Regions from separate parts of the Homo sapiens genome. Here regions 1 and 3 are each linked to region 2. Evidence: read pairs that join two places in POLR2A ChIA-PET (ENCODE). Cell type or tissue: A673. All regions are shown on one strand. Links, peaks and the distances in the headings refer to the core of each region. The heading gives the core; the rest is flanking DNA.

Region 1 (5,410 bases), core at 283-5,282, 280 kb before region 2:
CGAGCAGCTGGGATTACAGGCGTGTGCCACCTAGCTTAGCTAATTTTGTATTTTTAGTAGAGACGAGGTTTCACCATGTTGCCCACGCTGGTCTTGAGCTCCTGACCTCAAGTGATCTGCCTGCCTCAGCCTCCCAAGTGCTGGGATTACAGGTGTGAGCCACCATGCCTGGCCTGAAATACCTAACTTAAATTGGCCAGGCATGGTGGCTCACACCTGTAATCCCAGTACTTTAGGAGGCTGAGGCGGGTGGAACACCTGAGGTCAGGAGTTCAAGACCAGCTTGGCCAACATGGTGAAACCCTGTCTCTACTAAAAATACAAAAATTAGCTGGGCGTGGTGGCACACCCCTGTAATCCCAGCTACTTGGGAGGCTGAGGCAGGAGAATTGCTTGAGCCCAGGAGGCAGAGGTTGCAGTGAGCCGAGACCATGCCACTGCACTCCAGCCTGGCGACAGAGCGAGACTGTCTCAAAAAAAAAAAAAAATTCTCTGTAATAGCTCCAGGCCAAGAGTTGTTGCCTCACGCCACCTATCAGATTCCTTTCCTCAAACAGCCCTTTCATGAAGTCATTCCTCTGTTCACAAACTGTCAATGGCTCCTTATTTCCCACCTTATCGTGGCCATATTCTCCGGCCTGGCTTTTCAGGCCTTACTTAAGTAAGCTTCGTCTGACCTCTCCACATCCTTGGTTCCTCTCCAGTTGTGTCGGGCTGTTTGCCACACAAATGAGTGCCAGCCTCGCCCTTACCACAGCCCCTTTGCTCCTGTTTATTCTCCTCCACACCTGGCCTATCCTGACTCGGAGAGTGCAGCTCCCTGCCCTCCTGCCATACTCCCCCAGCCATCTTCCCAGTCCCAGCTGGCATCAGCTCCCCCTGAGACACTGCCCGATGGCATCAGCCTTTATTCCTCCCCTCCTCCTCTGAATCTATCTCTGATAATTTAACAACTAATCACTAAGTTTTATTAGTTTGCTGTTTTATTTGCATTAGTTGTTTCCCTGAGTTTCTCACACACTCCTTGCAAGCAGAGTCCAGGAGTTCTTTGGCATCTCCCACAGCATCTAGCACAGCACTGAGCACCAAGTCAACTCAATCAAAGAATAATGAATGATTGATGGAGTATTTCCATCCTGAGATTGTGCACCTGCTGCCTGCCTGCCCTGTATTTGGATGCTCTTGGGAGACTGTATAGATTGGATCGATGGTCTTCATTTGGGGGTTGCTTATGGCTTGGATTGTGGACCTGTAGAGCCATCGTTACACCTGCAGGGAAATATGGCTAGAGTGTGGTCTGAGTCTGGCAGGATTATCCAGGCATGCTGTGAGCTTTGAAGGGTGGCACTTGATGGAGAGGAAGGGTGAAAGGAACACTCAGAGGCAAGAGTGGGTACATGCCAATACCCAGGGCCCTTTGTCCTTTCCTGGGCCCTGAAGGTAGAAGAGCCATCCAGCTATCCTGGGAGTACCTTTAAACTGGTCCCCTGGATGGGAGAACTTGAGATTCTCTGGGAGGGCTCTGGGCCTGCTTTGATGTCTCTGTGCCTTTCCTCCAGGCTGAGGATGTCACCTTCCTCTACCACCCCTGTGCCCATCCCTGGCTGAAGCTCCAGCTTGCCCTCCTGGCCTATGCTTGTATGGCTAACCCTTCCCTCACCCCTGACTTCAGCCTCACGCAGGATCGGGTATGTAGCTGATGAAAGGCGCTTGCCTGGCCCTGGCAGAAGGCTATGGCCCCGTGTGCAGGGAATGGAAAATTCAAGGGTTTCCTCTTGTTTGTCCCCACCTTCCTCGTAGCTCTAACAGTTACCTCCTCTCGTAGCCCCTGGTGCTGACTGCATGGGGGCTGGCGCTGGAGATGGCCTGGGTAGAGCCAGCCTGGGCTGCCCACTGGCTGATGAGGAGGCGGAGGAGGAAGCAGAGGAAGAAGAAGGCATGGATCTACTGTGAAAGCCTTTCAGGGCCTGCTCCCTCCGAGCCAACTCCCGGTAGAGGGAGGCTGTGCCGAAGAGGGTGTGTGCAGGTGAGAGACGCTGGGCCCAGGCTTGTTGGCCCTCGGGTTCTCTGAGAGGGGCAGCAGGGTGATTGCTCTCTCTCCTCTCCTTAGGCCCTGGCTCTGGCCTTTGCTCTGCGGAGCTGGCGGCCCCCTGGCACAGAGGTGACATCTCAAGGGCCCAGGCAGCCCTCTTCTAGTGGTGCCAAGAGGCGGAGGCTGCGGGCTGCCCTTGGTCCCCAGCCCACTCGCTCAGCCCTGAGGTTTCCCTCTGCTTCCCCAGGGAGCTTGAAGGCCAAGCAGTCCATGGCGGGAATCCCTGGTAGGGAGAGTAATGCCCCATCTGTGCCCACTGTCTCCCTGCTGCCGGGGGCGCCTGGAGGCAATGCCAGCTCCAGGACAGAGGCTCAGGTGCCCAACGGGCAAGGCAGCCCAGGGGGCTGTGTCTGTTCAAGTCAGGCTTCCCCGGCCCCTCGCGCAGCAGCGCCTCCACGGGCAGCCCGGGGCCCCACCCCACGCACTGAAGAGGCCGCCTGGGCTGCCATGGCCCTGACCTTCCTGCTGGTGCTGCTCACCCTGGCCACGCTCTGCACACGGCTGCACAGAAACTTCCGACGCGGGGAGAGCATCTACTGGGGGCCCACAGCGGACAGCCAGGACACAGTGGCTGGTGAGGAGTTCCCTCCCTACCCTACCCGAGGCCCCCGCCCCACCTCGCGTCGCCCGCCGCCCCCCGTAGCTTCCCTGCCCTCCCGCCCTTGACTGCTCGGCGCCCGGCCCACAGCTGTGCTGAAGCGGAGGCTGCTGCAGCCCTCGCGCCGGGTCAAGCGCTCGCGCCGGAGACCCCTCCTCCCGCCCACGCCGGACAGCGGCCCGGAAGGCGAGAGCTCGGAGTGACGGCCTGGGACCTGCCACTGTGGCGTGCGGCTCCTCCCCGCGCCGCGAGGCCGCGACCTCTGCCACGTGGACCGCGCGCGGGGCGCTCCCTGGTGGCGATGGCGCGGCACTGGCCGAGCACTGCGGGGGCTTTCCTCCTTGTTGGTTGCTGAGTGGGCGGCCAAGGGGAGAAAAGGAGCCGCTTCTGCCTCCCTTGCCAAAACTCCGTTTCTAATTAAATTATTTTTAGTAGACTCTGGAGTTGAGCTTGTGCATCTGCCGCACAGAGACTCCCACCCGGACCCTCGTCCTAGGCCATGGAGGTGGTGTTTGAGGCAGCCCGCCCCCGCTGGCCAACCTGTCCCTGGACATGGGGCTTTAGGAATGTGCTCGTGGGAGGGTGGCGTTATCGTCATACATGTTAGCTTTGTTATTCGCAAACTAACTCTTCCACTAGACAGACGTTCCCAGCACAGGGGCTTCCCTAGGGCGGGGGTCCTGGGGCACTTGCAGTCACCCTTCATGTCTGCCACCTCCCTCCAGCCCCCATTCTCTAAGCATCAGAAACAGCTCATGGTCACTTCTTTATTTTTGATACAAATGTACATGACACGTCTTGACAGCCCACCCACCACCACACAGGTAGGGCCTGGCCCCCAGGGAAGAAGCGGGATGGGGAGAGAGCTGGTGGGTCCCACCGTCTGCCTCTCCAGCCTTCCCAGGCTGCAGCCAGGTTCCCAGGCCTCCAGAGGGTGGGACCACAGCAGGTGCAGGTAGTGATGGTGGGTGCTGGCCTTGCAGAGGTTACGGGGAGGGGACTCAGCTCCACAGCCACCAGCTGAGTCGGGGACCCCGGGGAGCCAGCCCCAGGCTCAGGTGCTCAGTCCTCCACCCTAGCCAGCACACATTCCCCCTCCACGCAGGAGCAGGAGGAGATGGAGGGAAGTGGTTTTTGATTTAAGTTCATAGAGAAGGGGCGAGAGTGGGGAGGGATCAGGGAGGCAGCTGGCAGGACCAAAACTGGCTACCCGGACAGTCCCTGGCTCCAGGTGGGGAAGGGAAGCTGATCCCCATGCTGGTCCCACTGCTCTGGTCCCCTCACCCCTCAAAACTCCAGATGGACCAGGCCTCCGGAACGGCACTGCCGCCCACACACTCAACACGCAGGCACGCGGGGGCACTCAGTTACCACAAAGTTAAAATTAAGGGGTGGGGAAGAAGAAAGAAAAAAAAAAAACAGACTTTCCAGTGTTTGCTGCTGGGGACCCCAGCACACAGGTTGGGGCCTGTGCCCTAGGCAGGGGCCATATGGCATTAAAGGGAGAGCAGCAAGGGGCTGGTGGCTACAGGGCAGGGACATCCATGGAGACTATGTACAAAGGAGGGGATGCCCCCGCTCAGCCCCCAGTAGGGCTGAACTGGCTCATGGGGGTGGGGCGCATGTACGGAGAGCTGCCCCACTTGGAGTGTCCCCACCTGCCCCTTTGCTGAGGGTGCCCTAGAAGGCGAGGGGCTGGGAGTGATGCCTTGCAGGCCCCTGCTCACTAGGAGGGGGGAGATGCTATATACAGAGGGGAGGTGCATGGAATGTGGGGGACAGAAGCTCCTGCCCCCCCACCTCCCCATCCTTAGGGGCTCGACAGGGGTGGGCACCAGGGCACCTGGCTGCCAGGGAGTGTGGCAGCACTAAGGGCACTTGTGCCAGTGGCTCTGTTGGGGTGGGGATTAATGTCTGGAGTGGCCCAGCTCCTATGGCCAGTGAGGTCCTAGGGTGCAGGTGAGGGTGTGGGGAGAGAGGTCACTGCTTCTTCTCTCGGGTGGTGATGGTGACCAGCTGCTTGGCAGCCTTGGCGATGTCATAGGCGCACTGGATCACCTGCTGAGTCAGCAGCTGGAAGTCCACTGGGGCGCCGGGCTCTGGGGGCACTGTCTTCCGGCACTCACTCTGCAGCCGGTAGGCGCTGGCGTTGAGCAGCCGCAGTGAGCTCCGCACTGGCTCCAGGGCTGGCCTCTGGAGGGGGCAGGAGTGAGGCTGGACCTTGGACTTTAAGCCACCAGCTGAGATCAGGGCCCAGTTTGTCTGTGTCTCCACCCAGGTAGCGATCAGATGGGATTCTCCACGCCTGCCCCAGCTCGAGGCCCTCCCACTCCTGGTCCTCTCTTTGGCCCCTGTACCTTTGGGAAGAGGGAGGCCATCTCGGTCACAGCCAAATGGATCTTCTCTGAGCAGGGCACGAAGCTGCGGGGAGAAGGGAGGCTATAAAGCAGGGGGCTCTCAAGGGAGGTTCCCAGGGACAGCAGAACCCAGGGCCCCTCATGCTCTCTGCAACACCCTAGAAGCCAACAGGAACTGCATCCCCCTCACCTCCCCCTCCACTCAGTACCTGTCATGCTTGAACTCCTGGGCTGCCCGCAACAGTTCCTGAATGTTCTTGGTGACCTGCTCTGTCTTCAAGATGACATCCTCTGTGCTGGGAAGCCCAGGATCTAGGTCTCCATCCAGGCTTTCCAGCTCTGGGTGGAAGTCTTCCTCTTTGC
Region 2 (5,410 bases), core at 163-5,162:
CACTCCCACCAGCATCATGACAGTTTACAAATGCCATGGCAATGACCCAGAAGTTACTGCCCCTTTCCTAGAAAGTTCTAAATAACCCACCCCTCAATTTGCATTAACCTGCCCCTTAATTTACATGTAATTGAAAGTGGGTATAAGCGAGTATATATACAGTTGCCAAGAGCCCACACGTTGCAGACTCTGGGTACACTATCTATGAGTTAGTGCTGTTCCACAAGGAGCAGTACTGTTCAATAAAAGATTGCTGTCTAACACCACAGGTTTGCCCTTGATTTCTTTCCTGGTGAAACTAAGAACCCTCCTGGGCTAAGCCCCAGTTTGGGGGATTATCTGTCCTGCATCACTACTAGGCCATTCAATACTCAGGGGGAAGTTCACTTATATCTCAGGATATACTGAGAATTTCCACTGCTCATTGCAACACACAAAAATAAGTCAATTTAAGTTGTTCTCTAACTTCAGCCTGACTCTTGTGGGTAAGTAAGCAGGAGGTCAGATGGGATAAGTAAAATTTATAACATCCCATGAAATGTAGTTAGATAAAGTTCTACATTTAAGATGATCAGGTCGGGTTTCCAGTCCAGTGATTATAACACTATTTGGCTTAACATTATCAATAGCTAAGACATGTGAGGCCCATGTACGTGAGGAATAAAGGCCCTGTGGCAGCACCAATACCAAGCAGTTGCCACAGGGAAAAGAATAATACTATTGACCATTAAAAAAATGTGTGCATGAGGGGAAAAAAATCCCACAAAAAGAGTCACACTCTTTATTGAAGGAGACTCACTCAAGGTTCCAAGATGCCACATTTTTTCTACTTTGATAAATAACTTTTGAGTGGTCATTGCCATGGCATTATGCATATAAATGTACCATACTGTTTATATATACACTCATTCTAAGCCACCTATTTGCCTTCCCAGACATTTGGCTGAATGGGGTCAAATAGATAAAATAATAGGCACTATATCAGTTGCATTTAATAGCCAAATTTACCCAATAAGATTTTACTTGAATCACCAAAGTCTGTATAAAAACATATACCTACGTACATTGGAATCAGTAAAGATTTCTGATTCTTCACATTCACAGCAAAGTAATGCTGCTGATTCACTGTCTTCCAAATGAGAGCTCTGTAATACAAACAAGATCATTTCAGAGATCCAAACGAATGGGCCCATAAGCACGAGGGGAAAAGCAAGCTGAAATCACTGAGTCAGTGGTGTTAGCTCACAGGTGAGAAGCTGCAATTCTGATTAGTGATGGCTATTTTGAGAGAACACTGCCAACAAGGTGACTGGTTAGTTGATTGAGGAATGCTTGATCAACTGAAGCATTTCCTATGGTTTCCCGATTTGGGGAAAGAGCCAGCACATCTTTTTCTGTAAAGATGGTGCTGCTAGCCGGGCACAGTGGCTCACGCCTGTAATCCCAGCACTTTGGGAGGCGGAGGCAGGAGGATCACAAGGTCAGGAGATCGAGACTATCCCAGCTAACACAGTGAAACCTGGTCTCTACTAAAAATAGAAAAAATTAGCCGGGTGTGGTGGCCGGTGCCTGTAGTCCCAGCTACTCGGGAGGCTGAGGCAGGAGAATGGCGTGAACCCGGAAGGCTGAGCTTGCAGTGAGCCGAGATCGCGCCACTGTACTCCAGCCTGGGCGACAGAGCGAGACTCCGTCTCAAAAAAAAAAAAAAAAAAAAAAGATGGTGCTGCTAATCCTTTGTAGTATGTACTCTGAACTCTTCTCAGACTGGGGATAGATTTGTGTTCATTTATCTTCACATCCAAAGATACACATTTGATGTATTTGTTTAGAGATAGGCTATAGAATATAGCATAGGGCCTGATTACGGGATCTAACTCTTAGCCTAGCCTCATTAGCTCTCTGCTGCCAAGTGTTCATATGAGCCAAGAGACAGGCCAGGCACAGTGGCTCATGCCTGCTAATCCTAGCACTTTGGGAGGCTGAGGCAGGCAGATCACCTGAGGTTAGGAGTTTGAGACCAGCCTGGCCAACATAGTAAAACCCTGTCTGTACTACAAAAAAAAAAAAAAAAGTATATATATATATATATATATATATTAGCCGGGCATGGCAGTGTGTGCCTGTAATCCCAGCTACTAGGGAGGCTGAGGCAGGAGAATCGCATGAACCCAGGGGGCGGAGGTTTCAGTGAGCTGAGATCACGCCATTGCACTCCAGCCTGGGTGACAGTGCAAGACTCCATCTCAAAAAAAAAAAAAAAAAAAAAGAGCCAGGAGACATGCCCTACCCAAGTCCCCCAACAGGCACCAGAAAACAATTTAAAACCTTTTCTTCTGTTCTCTAATCTCTTTCTAAAAATCTGTCTAGAAGACAGACAAGGAAAATAAGACAAAGGAGTGAAATAATTAGCTGGTAACATAGGAGTATTTTTCCCTATGACTAACAACTCAAAAAAGGGAACAGAAAAGGCTCCAACTCTGACTCATTAGATTCTATTCAAATGTTTGCTGTTTAGCTAACAGCAGCTGGAAACTGAGTTATCCCTACATGGATCATTGATGCATAAGCTTACGTCATTAAAACTTCTCACTACCAGTGGCTGAAACTTATAACTACTTCATGGCTATCCTAGTTGATTCCTACTTTAATTTTTCACAGGTAGGGCTGTGTTTCATCTAAAGTATACCCTCAGAGATAAGAGTTTTAGAGTGCAAATAAACTTAAAGAAAGTAAAGCTCAGAGTTACTCTTTCTGATAACAGCCTTGCTCCTGGTTTACTTCCTTCTCATTTTTTTTCTACTCTGACCCTTTGTCTACTTTTAGTTTTCTGTCTTAAAACCAAGTCTCATCTGGCATTGTCCCTCTCTCTTCCTCTTTTAGAAAATAATCAGAAATAACCAAATATTTAAAATCATTGTTGCCCGAGCGTGGTGGCTCACGCCTATAATCCCAGCACTTTGGGAGGCCGAGGCGGGTGGATCACGAGGTCAGGAGATCAAGACCATCCTGACTAACATGGTGAAACCCCGTCTCTACTAAAAATGCAAAAAATTAGCCGGGTGTGGTGGCGGGCGCCTGCAGTCCCACCTACTCGGGAGGTTGAGGCAGGAGAATGGCGTGAACCTGGGAGGTGGAGGTTGCAGTGAGCCGAGATCGCGCCACTGCACTCCAGCCTGGGCTACAGAGCGAGACTCCATCTCAAAAAAGAAACAAACAAACAAAAATTATTGCTAAAAATCCTACAAATGTAAAGTCTTTTTAATTCTTGTTCTCTTATATTTTGGAGGGGGGAGAATAAGAACATTTACTCTCCATCTAGCTTAAAAAATATATAAAATATTTGAAGACTTCTGGAACTCGTATTAGGAAAGCTAAAGGCTTAATAATAAATATTTGAAAGAATTAAAATGGTAGAGATCAGAGCTGTTTTCAATCTTCCCAAGCTCTCATACTACAACAGATAATAATATAGATAATACTAAGCACATCAAAAGTGGCTTGTCATTGTCACAGTATAAAAACTAGAGAGAGGCTGGGCACGGTGGCTCACACCTGTAATCCCAACACTTTGGGAGGCGGGTGGATCACCTGAGGTCAGGAGTTCAAGACCGGCCTGGCCAATGTGGTCAAATCCCGTCTCTACTAAAAATACAAAAAATTAGCTGGGCATGGTGGCGGGCACCTGTAATCCCAGCTACCCTGGAGGCTGAGGCAGGAGAATCGCTTGAACCCAGGTGGTGGAGGTTACAGTGAGCCAAGATCATGGCCATAGCACTCCAGCCTGGGCAATAAGAGCGAAACGCCATCTCAAAAAAAATTAATAATAATAATAATAATGATAAAAACTGGAGAGAGCTTGAGCCCAGGAGTTGGAAACCTGCCTGGGCAACATAGTAAGACCCCATCTTCATGACAAAAAAAAAATAATAATAATCAGCCAAGTATGGTGGCACACCTCTGTAGGCCTGGCTAGTTGGGAGGCCGAGGTGGGAGGATAACTTGAGTTTAGGAGTTCGAGGCTTCAAGTGAGCCATAATTGTGCCACTGCCATCTGGCCTGGGCAACAGAGCTAGATCCTGTGTCCAAAAACAAAACAAAACAGACCTGAAGAGAGAAAAGTAAAAATTAAACCAAATTACACTAGTTAAGATGTTGCAGCTTTCATTCTTATAAATATTTCAGATGTCCACACTAGCTCTTTCAAAATGACCTTTCGGCTGGGCACGGTGGCTCATGCCTGTAATCCCAGCACTTTGGGAGGCCAAGGTGGGTGGACCACCTGAGGTCAGGAGTTCGAGACCAGCCTGCCCAACATGGTGAAAACCCGTCTCTACTAAAAATACAAAAATTAGCCAGGTGTGGTGGTGCTCAATCGTAATCCCAGCTACTGGGGAGGCTGAGACAGAAGAATCACTTCAACCCGGGAGATGAAGGTTGCAGTGAGCCAAGATCACGCCACCAGAATGGGTGACAGAGTGACACTCTGTCTCAAAGAAAAAAAAAATGACCTTTCAAGAAAGAGGTCCTGTAACCACACTTGCATTCCTAAAGTTATTTTAAGACTTTATATATATATTCATCAATTGAAACAATTCATTAAGATACAAGGTATCCATTAAAGTGGGCTGATGGCATTACAACATAATTGGTTCATGGAACAATTGTTTACTTGCAACCAACATATTTAGTTCTAAATTAAATTCTGAGAAACCTAAAGGAAGACAAAGGACAAAGGTCAAGTTCATTTCCCTGCCTTCTGAAACCTGGTAATTTTTTTTTTTTTTTGAGACGGAGTCCCGTTCTGTCATCCAGGCTGGAGTACAGTGGCGCAATCTTTGCTCTCTGCAACCTCCGCCTCCTGGGTTCAAGCAATTCTCCTGCCTCAGCCTCCCGAGTAGCTGGGACTACAGGCGCGTGCCACCACGCCGGCTAATTTTTTGTATTTTTAGTAGAGATGGGGTTTCATGGTGTTAGCCAGGATGGTCTCTATCTCCTCACCTCGTGATCCACCCACCTCGGCCTCCCAAAGTGCTGGGATTATAGGCGTGAGCCACCATGCCCAGCCAAGACCTGGTAATTCTAATTCCTGAATTGTTTCCGGGTTCTGCAGAGTGAACAGTCTTTCTCATGAGTATATGGCTTATTCCAAGATTGCAAGGACGAATTAATATTTAGGACCTCTACTAAACTACACAATTATTTAAATAGATGCTAAAAAGCGTTTGACAAAATAGTCATTTCTGGTTTCAAACATTTTTAGTAAGCTAGGAATACAAAATGCAGCCTTAATTCACTGCAGAGATTTTTTTTTTTTTTTTTTTCCAGAGTCTCACTCTCTGTTGCCCAGGCGGGAGTGCAGTGGCGCGATCTCTGCTCACTGCAGCCTATGCCTCCCGGGTTCAAGTGATTC
Region 3 (5,410 bases), core at 131-5,130, 64 kb before region 2:
TAAACCCCATCTCTACTAAAAATAAAAATAGGCTGGGCGTGGTGGCACGCACCTGTAATCCCAGCTACTCAGGAGGCTGAGGCAGGAGAATCACGTGAACCTGGGAGATGGAGGTTGCAATGAGCCAAGATTGTGCCATTGCATTCCACCCTGGGCGACAGACCAAGATTCCATCTCAAAAAAAAAAAAGAGTAATTGGGGGCCGAGGCAGGTGAATCGCTTGAGGTCAGGTTACAAAAATTAGCTGGGTGTGGTGACGGGTGCCTGTAATCCCAGCTTCTTGGGAGGCTGAGACAGGAGAATCACTTGAATCCAGGAGGCGGAGGTTGCAGTGAGCCGAGATTGCACCCCACTGCACTCCAGCCTGGGTGACAGAGCTAGACTCCTTCTCAAAAAAAAAAAAAAGAATAATTAGGGAAGTTGTGAATCCTATGACCTCCTGAATAATGGTTGGTGATATTTAGAATTAGTCATGTCATTCTTCTACACATAGATCTATCAAATTGAAACTCCTCTGCTTTTAAGGTATAGACAGTTACCTTCTTACTTTCCTAAAACACATTAGCTCCTATTTTCAGACTTTTGATGATATCCTTCCATTCTCCCCACTCTCCTATGTTTGGAATGCTACCCTTTTCTTCTGTTCTCCTATCTAAATCCCATTCATTCATCATGACTCAGCTCTGGCCCACATTGCTTTTTTCCTCTCCTCTGCTGCAAATTTTATTTTCATTGCTATCTTTGAAACAACTGAGGAAAAGACCAAATTTTCTTTTTGTTTTGTTTTTATTTTGCTTCATTTTTCCCTTATAAAGACCAAATTTTCAAAGGTGAAGAATTTTTTCAGCAGATGGTGAGTAATTTTTTATGTCCATGAAAGACTAAAGAGGAAGAAACCAGGCTTAAAAATAGGGGAGGGTTTCAGCTGAACATGAAAAATAATTTCTTCATTTTCAAAGTAATCAAAAAAAGTATAATATATTATATGTATTGCTGGAATTGAGAGAAGAAATGTAAAACTCCTTACTTTATACAGTTCTTATCTTGGGGTTGGCACACACAAGAATGAAAGAATTCTACTATAATTAAAATTAAATTAAGATCTCAAAGTACTTTGTTTCCTATCATAACTATTCACTATTCACCTTAAAAAAGGTGTCCTGAGATTGCAAGATATATTTCAGTGCAATCTTGTTCATTTTTATTTATCATCTTATAATTGTATTAGGTTGACCCATATGAGACAGCTGTTTACAGTTAATATGTTTGAATATTGGCGTTTCATTTTTTTTTTTTTTTTTTTTTTTTGAGACAGAGTCTTACTCTGTTGCCCAGGCTCTGGAGTGCAGTGGTACCATCTCTGCTCACTGCAACCTCTGCTTCCCGGGTTCAAGCGATTCTCCTGCCTCAGCCTCCTGAGTAGCTGGGATTACAGGAGCGTGCCATCACGCTCAACTAATTTTTGTATTTTTAGTAGGGATGGGGGTTTTGCCATGTTGACCAGGCTGGTCTCGAACTCGTGACCTCGAGATCCACCCACCTCGGCTTCTCAAAGTGCTGGGATTGCAGGCGCGAGTCACCGCGCCCAGTCCGTTTACTTTTTTTTTTTTTTTTTTAGACGGAGTCTGCCTGTGTAGCCCAGGCTGGAGTGCAGTGGCGCGATCTCGGCTCACTGCAAGCTCTGCCTCCTGGGTTCACACCATTCTCCTGCCTCAGCCTCCCCAGTAGCTGGGATTACAGGCGCCCGCCATCACGCCCGGCTAGTTTTTTGTATTTTTAGTAGAGACCGGGTTTCACCGTGTCAGCCAGGATGGTCTTGATCTCCTGACCTGGTGATCCACCCGCCTCGGCCTCCCAAAGTGCTGGGATTACAGGCGTGAGCCGCCGCGCCCGGCCCTGTTTACTTCTATAGTTATTTTCCTGGCTATTCCCCGGTCAGCAAAGTGGGTCATCACACAAGAAAAAGTTGAGTTCATAAATATGCAAAGGAAATACTGGCATCAAATTTCATCCATTTATCTTTTGACCAAATAGTGAGACAAACAGGTTGGAAAGGTTCCCTGGCAAAACTCCAGCCAGCCTGCATACTGAGGTGGAGCTTCGGGAAGTTCGCACAATTTGCATGGGGAGGAGCCTGGCCCCTCCTCTTCCTTTGTGAAACCTGGGATTCAAACTGCAAGGCAGGAAGGAACCAGCAGGAATTCTAGCCTTGCAGAAAGTCCCTGTTCCCCCTTTGTTTTCCTTTTTGCCCCATAAATCCCATTATTCTCACCCTTCAATCATCTGTGAGCCTAAATTTTTGTTGCCATGGGACAATAACTCTGTCTTTAGCTGAACTAAGGAAAAGTACTGCAACAATAGTCAATGATATAAAACCTGATTTTCTGTAATTATGTTATCTTTTTATGCCTGTCTTCTGAGAAAAAAAAAATATTGCTGGAGTTCAAATATCACAAAAAGGTGGCCAGCCATGGTGGCTCACACTTGTAATCCCAGCACTTTGGGAGGCTGAGGCAGGAGGATCACTTGAGCCCAGCAGTTTGAGACCAGCCTAGGCAACATAGGGAGACCCTGTCTCTACAAAAATAACAGAAAATATTAGCTGGGCATAGTGGTGCATGCCGGTGGTCTCAGCTACTTGGGAGGCTCAAGTGGGACTGAGCCCATTACTGTATCGCTGCACTCCCGCCTGTGTGGCAGAGCAAGACCCTGTCTCAATCAATCAATCACAAAAAGGGGCTAGTATGGCATAAATACATTGTTTCTTAATTGTGGTAAAATAAACATAAAAATTTCCATCTTAACTACTTTTAAGTGTACAGTTCACTGGCATTAAGTACGTTCACAATGTTGTGCAACCACCACCACTATCCATTTCTAGAACTTTTTTCATCTTCCAAAACTGAAGCTCCGTACCCACTAGGCAATAACTTCCCACTCCATCCATCCCCCAGTCACCATTATTCTGTCCGCATGAATTTGATTATTCTAGGTATCTCATGTAAGTGGAATCATACAGTATTTGACTTTTTGTGATTGGCTTATTTCACTTAGCTTAATGTCCTCATTTTTACCCACGTTGTGGCATGTCAGAACTTATTTCCTTTTTAAAGGCTGAACAATATTCCACTGTACATATAATACCTCATTTTGTTTATCCATTCATCGTTGATGAACACTTGGGTTGCTTCCATCTCTTGGCTATTGTGAATAATGTTGCTATGAACACGGGTGTATGAATCTCTTAAGACCCTGCTTTCAATTCTTTTAGGTATCTACCCAGGAGTCCAGAAGTGGAATTGCTGGATCATATGATCATATTCTATTTTTAATTTTTTGAAGAATCACCATACTATTTTCCATTGCAGCTATGCCATTTTACATTCCCACCAATAGTGCACAAGGCTTCCAATTTCTCCATATCCTCACCAACGCTTTATGTTGATAGTGGCCATCCTAATGGGTATGAGGTAGTATCTCACCGTGGTTTCAATTTGCATTTCCTTAATGATTAGTGATTTTGATTTTTTTTTTTTTTTTAAGAGACAGGGTCTTGTACTGTTACCCAGGCTGGAGTGCAGTGGAACCTTCTTAGCTCACCACAGCCTTTAATTCCTGGACTCAAGCAGTCTTCCCACCTCAACATTCTGAGTAGCTGGGACAGGTGTGTGACACCACACCTGGCTAAATTTTTTTATCTTTTGTAGAGATGGGGTCTTGCCATGTTTCCCAGGCTGGTCTCAAACTCCTGGGCTCAAGCAATCCTTCCTTCTCAGCCTCCCAAGTGCTGGAATTACAGGCATGAGTCACTGCATTCGGCCTTGAGCATCTTTTCATATGCTTATTGCTTATTTGTTTATCTTCTTTGGAGAAATGTCTATTCAAGTTCTTTGCTTATTTTTTAATTGGGTTGTATGATGGTTAATTTTATGTGTCAACCATCAACCTGACTGGGTCACAGGATGTCCAGTATTTGGTTAAATATTATTCTCGGCTTATCTGTGAGGGTGTTTCTGGATAATATTAACCTTTGAATCAGTAGACTGGGTAAAGCAGACTGTCCTCTCCAGTGTGGGTAGTCCTCACTCAATCTATTGAAGGCCTGAATAGAACAAAAGGCTGAATAAGGGAGAAGTTCCTCCTTCTGCCTTTGAGCAAGGACATTGGTCTTCTATTTTCGGACTCAGACTTGGACTCAGCAAATGGTGGACTGAGCCACCATTGGCTCTCCTAGTTCTTTAAGCCTTTGGACTTGGACTGGAACTATACCATTAGTTCTCCTGGGTTTCCAGCCTACAGATCTTGGGACTTCTCAGCCTCAATAATGTAAACCATTTACTTAGAATCAATTTCTTTCTTTTCTTTCTTTCTTTCTCTCTCTTTTTTCTTTCTTTCCCTCACTCTCTCCCTCCCTTCCTCCCTTCCTCCCTTCCTCCCTCCCTCTCTCCCTCTCTCTATATATATCTATCTATCTCTATGAGATACCCTTTTTGGTTCTATTTCTCTAAAGAACCCTGACTAATACAGATATTGGTCCTGAGAAATGGGGTGCTGAGGCTTTGAAACCAGGTAATGGGTAGAAGAGTTTTGAAGTGCATGCTAGAAAAAGCCAAGATTGCCATGAAGGGATTGCTAAAGGCAATTCTGGTGAGTGCTCAGAAAGGATAGAGGAGATCTGGAGAAAATGCTTCCATCTTCTTAGAGAATACATAAAGAACCACGAACAGAATATTTGTAGAAATATGGATGGAAAAGCCCTTTCTGACGAAGGCTCAGATGGAAACAAGAAACATGTTAGTGGACAATGGAGAAAAGGCAATCCTTGTTATAAAGTGGCAAAGAACTTGGGCTGGATTGTGTTTGTGTTCTAGTATTTTGTGGAAGGTAGAACTTGCAACAGTGGAATTGGACATTCAACTACAGTGGTTTCTAAGCAAAGTGGTGAAGGAGTGGTTTGGCTCCTTCTGGCTGCTATAATAAAATGCAAAAAGAGAGAAATGAATTGCAGAAGGAATAGTTAAGCAAAAGGGAACCAGAACTTACTTGGAACATTCTCTGCCTGTGCATATTGCAAAAAATGAGAAAGCATGTTTGGAAGGGAACACCAACAGTGTGGCTGACTGACCATATAAGGAGGGTAGTGTTGGTGTGAACCACAGGCCTAATCAGCCATCTCAATAGAAGCCAGGATAGAGAAGGGATTATGCAAACAGAAATACTGCCAGCTAGGACTAAGGGAAACAGAGAAAATGAAATGGAATAAAGGAAGACTGTGACTACGCATTATCCTTCAAGAAAGGGGAAGAAGGATCCCCCCAAAGGCAATTCAGTGATGATCATCAGGGCTTCTACTCTCATCACACCCACCATGGGTGGCGATCAGGGAGCAGGCTGTCTTCACTTCAGTTTC

Evidence for each region. Peaks named below come from ENCODE experiments on the same cell type or tissue, not always from the same donor. Only the 100,000 strongest peaks of a DNase experiment are listed, where the experiment ranks them.
Region 1: POLR2A ChIA-PET joins it to region 2 with 10 read pairs; 1 of 35 experiments calls an interaction of 5 or more read pairs at or near these places.
Region 3: POLR2A ChIA-PET joins it to region 2 with 5 read pairs; 3 of 35 experiments call an interaction of 5 or more read pairs at or near these places.

Annotation. Positions count from the first base shown.
Region 1 is chr17:29,570,032-29,575,441 of GRCh38, forward strand. TP53I13 (tumor protein p53 inducible protein 13) reads left to right here. Exons shown (of 7, transcript NM_138349.4): 4 at 1,560-1,688; 5 at 1,826-2,026; 6 at 2,111-2,666; 7 at 2,781-3,126. The coding sequence ends at 2,893. It overlaps GIT1 (GIT ArfGAP 1), which reads right to left. Exons shown (of 20, transcript NM_014030.4): 18 at 5,257-5,410; 19 at 5,048-5,111; 20 at 3,444-4,883. The coding sequence ends at 4,671. Among named protein-coding and RNA genes, the nearest start is that of TP53I13, 4.0 kb to the left of the region's middle. RefSeq lists a silencer at 2,860-2,929. In A673, for the core only: CTCF peaks have their summits at 3,004 (motif pointing left) and 3,206; a DNase peak (open chromatin) is centred at 3,020; H3K27ac peaks cover 444 bases.
Region 2 is chr17:29,847,785-29,853,194 of GRCh38, forward strand. SSH2 (slingshot protein phosphatase 2) reads right to left here. Exons shown (of 16, transcript NM_001282129.2): 2 at 1,065-1,145. Among named protein-coding and RNA genes, the nearest start is that of SSH2, 80 kb to the right of the region's middle. In A673, for the core only: no CTCF peak of the experiment used is centred there; a DNase peak (open chromatin) is centred at 2,507.
Region 3 is chr17:29,784,208-29,789,617 of GRCh38, forward strand. All of the region lies in intron 3 of SSH2 (slingshot protein phosphatase 2), which reads right to left. Among named protein-coding and RNA genes, the nearest start is that of SSH2, 140 kb to the right of the region's middle. In A673, for the core only: no CTCF peak of the experiment used is centred there; a DNase peak (open chromatin) is centred at 2,104; H3K27ac peaks cover 1,581 bases.